2 separate regions of the Homo sapiens genome follow, and region 2 is linked to region 1. Evidence: read pairs that join two places in POLR2A ChIA-PET (ENCODE). Cell type or tissue: Panc1. All regions are shown on one strand.

Region 1 (2,500 bases):
GGTGGAGGGGTCAGCCCCCCGCCCGGCCAGCCGCCCCGTCCGGGAGGTGAGGGGCGCCTCTGCCCGGCCGCCCCTACTGGGAAGTGAGGAGCCCCTCTGCCCAGCCACCACCCCGTCTGGGAGGTGTACCCAACAGCTCATTGAGAACGGGCCATGATGACAATGGCGGTTTTGTGGAATAGAAAGGGGGGAAAGGCGGGGAAAGGATTGAGAAATCGGATGGTTGCCATGTCTGTGTAGAAAGAGGTGGACACGGGAGACTTTTCATTTTGTTCTGTACTAAGAAAAATTATTCTGCCTTGTGATCCTGTTGATCAGTGACCCTATCCCCAACCCTGTGCTCTCTGAAACATGTGCTGTGTCCACTCAGGGTTAAATGGATTAAGGGTGGTGCAAGATGTGCTTTGTTAAACAGATGCTTGAAGGCAGCATGCTCGTTAAGAGTCATCACCACTCCCTAATCTCAAGTACCCAGGGACACAAACACTGCGGAAGGCCGCAGGGTCCTCTGCATAGGAAAACCAGAGACCTTTGTTCACTTGTTTATCTGCTGACCCTCCCTCCACTATTGTCCTATGACCCTGCCAAATCCCCCTCTGTGAGAAACACCCAAGAATGATCAATAAAAAAAAATTAAAAAAAAAAAAAAAAACTGTAAAAAAGAAAAAAAAAGAGCTCCATATTTACAGCTGTAATATCAAATAAAGTGATTATTTTTTACAACCCCCTTAACACCTTTTGGAGATGGCGTTTCTGTTTTCAGAAATTAACGTAAAATCAAGAAGCAAGATTCCATAAGCTCAGAACTCTGGACAGCTGATCAGGTTTACCTATGGTGCTTTGCCTTTAACTAGAGTGTGTGACGGTAGATTATTTCAGATATGTATGTAAGACTGTTTCCTGAACAATAAGATGTATGAAAGGAGCAGAAATAAATAATTTTTCTAATTAAAAAAAAAAAAAACATGGTCAAAAGACCTGAATAGACTTCTCAAAAGAAGACAAGCAAATGGCCAACAGGTATATGAAAAAATGTTCAACATCACTAATCATTAAGAAAATGAAAATCAAAATCACAATGAAATATCACCTCAGTCACCTCATACCAGTTAAAATGGCCATTACCAAAAAGACAAAAGATTAGCTTTGTTTGGGCCTTTCTTGGAAAAAAAAAAAAAAAGACAGAAGGTAAGTGTTGGCAAGGATGCGGAGAAAAAAAAAGCTTTTGTATGCTATTGGAGGAAATGTAAATTAGTATCCCCATTAAGGCAAACAGTATGGAGGTTCTTCAAAATATTAAAAATAGAACTAGCATATGATCCAGCAATCCCACTACTGGGTATTTACCCAAAGGAAATGAAATCAGTACATCAAAAAGGCATCTTGCACTCCCACGTTCACTGTAGCATTATTCATTATAGCCAAGTTATGGAAGCAACCTAAGTGACCATCAAGAGATGAATGGATAAGCAAAATGGACATATACACAATGGAGTACTATTCAGCAATAAAAAAGAACAAAATCTTGTCATTTGCAACCACATGGATGAACCCCTGGAGAATATTATGTTAAGTGAAATAAGCCGGGTACAGACAGTACACGATCTCACTTATATTTAGAATCTATAAAAGCAAATCTCATAGGAGATAGTAGAATGGTGGTTACCAGATGCTTAAGTGTTTGGGGGCAGCGGGGAAGGCAGATCCTGGTCAACGATATATAGTTACAGTTAGATAAAAAGAACTGCTGGGTGTGGTGGCTCATGCCTGTGCTCCTAGCACTTTGGGAGGCCGAGGCAGGCAGATTTCTTGAGCCCAGGAGTTTGAGACCAGCCTGGGCAATGTGGCAAAACCTCATCTCTACAAAAAATACAAAAATTAGTTGGGCGCAGTGGCACACACCTGTGGTTCCAGCTACTTGAGAGGGTGAGGCAGGAGGATTGGTTGAGCCCAGGAGTTTGAGACTGCAGTGAGCCATAATTGTACTACTACACTCCAGCCTGGGGCACAGAGCCAGACCCTGTCTCCCCCAAGAAAAAAAAAAGAGCTAAAAACCAGAATAGGCAAATATATAGAGACAGATATTAGACAAGTAATTGCCTGGGGCCAGGAGGTATATGGTGGGGGAGAGCAGAATAAGGGAGAAGAGAAAAATGAAAAATGATTACTTATGGTTAAGAAGTTTCTTTACTGGGTGATGAAAATGTTCTAAAATTGATAGTGGTGATGGTTGTACAACTCTGAGAACATACTAAAAACCACTAGACAGTCTATTTTAAATGGTTGAATTGTGTGATATGTGAATTATATCTCAATACAGCTGTTTTAAAAAGTTCTGAATTGTTATTTCTTCAAAACGATGGATGCTTTGCTAAATTGGCAACATACACTAAGAACATGAATGTCATTAAATACCTTTGCCTAGTGGCTGAACCAGAATCCCAACCCCAGGACTACTGTTGAGGCCACATTCTAGGTCCCCAAGAGTGGGCTCCTTCAC
Region 2 (2,500 bases), 170 kb after region 1:
AAGCAGAAAGCTTGAGGATGGCCACTTGGGAACACCAATTCCAAACCAATGGAATCAGCATTCCAAAGTGGAGAAGTTACGGTTTCACATATGGATTAGTCCATTTTCACACTGCTGATAGAGACATACCTGAGACCGCACAATTTACAAAAGAAAGAGGTTTAATTGGACTTACAGTTACATGTAGCTGGGGAAGCCTCACAAAATCACGGCTGAAGGCAAGGAGGAGCAAGTCACATCATATGTAAATGGCAGCAGGCAAAGAGAGAGATTGTGCAGGGTAATTCCCATTTTTAAAACCATCAGATCTCGTGAGACCCATTCACTATCACGAGAACAGAATGGGAAAGACCTGCCCCCATCATCTCCCACCCGGTCCCTCCCACAACATGTGGGAATTATGCCTACTTATGTAGGCAGAGACAGAGAAATTTTACACTTTCCATACAAGACCAGTGCATAGTTACAAAGATTTGATTGGTTACAAATTGCTACATTCCAAGGAAGATTATTACTCGGTGAGGAGGGATAGTGATCTGAGGGAGTCTTATCTCTGGTGCTGTCTGGTCTTCCTAATTATTTACAGGAAGAAAATGCAGCAGACTGTATAGACATACCCCCTTAAGGGTCAGAATAATTTAACGTTACGACAGCTTTAAGTACAATTATTTAATTTCACATTTTCCCCTTTTCATTAAGATCTTTCAAAGAAAGTCTTGTAGATAAACTCAAATGGTTTGGGCTCCTTTTGGTTCAGGAGTTTAATCCCACATCACTAGGAAGGCTAATTCTTAGAGTGTCATGTCTCACAGAAGAAGGAGTTTGTCAGGCTCTAAAGCTGATGGGGTATAGGCTGAATTTAAAGCAACATAAAGGAAGTGGCTTTGAGACCTGAGTCAGGCTGCATGGCTACAACTTCAATTAATGCAATTCTTTGAATGACAATTATTTTAGTTTTTTTCAGTTGTGCATTGACTACATTGTGAAAGAATGCCTCAGCAGCAGTAAAGACAAAACAAAACAAAGGATTATAGTTTTGAGAACAAGTAACCACCAAATTCTGCAAGATCCAAACCAGCTGCTCAGCCAATCTTTTAGAGAGGATATTGGATCTGAAAGGGTAGTTTTTTAAGCTTTCATATTGGTGATTAAGTTAGTGATGATCTGACTCATCTGGGGTACAGACATAACACTCAGTTTTTATGACAGCACAGGTTTCTCCTTGGGCTGCAGTGAGTATGTCTGCAGCCCTTCTCATAAGAGCAATGCCATTGTTTAATAACGAGATAACCATGCAGCTATCATTTAGGGCCTCATTTTATATAGTTGGTTAGGGCCTCTACATGCCAAATGGCATACTCAATACACAGTTGGGCAGAAAGATGGAAGCTAAATGATCATACTGATGGGATACAGAACAAACCCATTGATATTATAAATGAGGAAGATTTGCAGGCCTTGAAGGAATATGAACTGCTCAACCTTGTGCCCAGGCATAACCCAAAGAACACCGTCCTAACCATCCTAGGGGTAAATGTGACCACAGATTGGTGCCACACAGCCAAGATACAGCCATTTAGAGCTAGCCAGTAAATACCCACTCTCTGTGCCCATTCAGGGGCATGTCAATCAGTACTGTGTGATATACTGATGTGGTTAGACATTTCCTTGGTTATCCATCACATATCTCTAGTGCTATTGAGCCATGTATCTTTGGTGTGATTCTTTCATTCCCAACTTAAATCTGACCAAAAGAGGAGGTAAGCCAGCTAAAACAGTTCCGAATTTGTATTATATCATCCCCAAATTCAGTTGCTTTATCTCTCAGTTGGGTCAGTGCCAGCATTAAAGCTAATAAATTGGTCTCTTTTACTGAAATGCTCTTCCCATGTGCTTTGCTTTGTATAGTATTATTAACAGGCCAGTGACGCACGTCATCCTTTGTCATGCTAGTATGAAGCAGTGATCACTGTTCTTGAGAAACATGGATATATTTCTGACATTCTATCTAATCTTGTCTTTGGAAAGGAGATATCCACCATGGCAGGCAGAACCACTGGAGAAGGGCATGAGGCCACATACCCAACAAGTGTTTTTCTGTAATCTGCTAGCATGGTCCTGAGCCCACTGAAAGAAGAGGTTTGCTATGGGCAATAACTGTTGATAGTGGCAAGAAAGCCCAAGAACTAGGGACATAAAAACAAAAAAAGAAATTTAGTGGGAACTTCAAAGAAAGATATTCTCCATCTACTAACAATTATTAATGTTTAGCATTTATATAGATACAGGATTAGTCCAGTGTCTTAGGAAAGCTGTTTATCTCAGATGTTGTCTTTTTCTCATTCTTGTTGGTTCTGGAGAATTTTTTTAGATCACCAGTTTGAGACAAAGTTCAAATTGGTGAAGTGGCTTTCTTTTTTTCTTCTTCTTCTTCTTTTTTTTTTTTTTGAGATGGAGTTTCGCTCTTGTTGCCCAGGCTGGGGTGCAATGGTGCGATCTT

Evidence for each region. ChIA-PET counts read pairs that join two places held together with the same protein. Peaks named below come from ENCODE experiments on the same cell type or tissue, not always from the same donor. Only the 100,000 strongest peaks of a DNase experiment are listed, where the experiment ranks them.
Region 2: POLR2A ChIA-PET joins it to region 1 with 5 read pairs; 4 of 35 experiments call an interaction of 5 or more read pairs at or near these places.

The regions. Positions count from the first base shown.
Region 1 is chr7:47,959,743-47,962,242 of GRCh38, forward strand. It overlaps a transcript of PKD1L1 not described here. Among named protein-coding and RNA genes, the nearest start is that of PKD1L1, 13 kb to the left of the region's middle. In Panc1, no CTCF peak of the experiment used is centred here; no DNase peak of the experiment used is centred here.
Region 2 is chr7:48,129,828-48,132,327 of GRCh38, forward strand. No RefSeq gene overlaps it. Among named protein-coding and RNA genes, the nearest start is that of ABCA13, 40 kb to the right of the region's middle. In Panc1, no CTCF peak of the experiment used is centred here; no DNase peak of the experiment used is centred here; H3K27ac peaks cover 641 bases.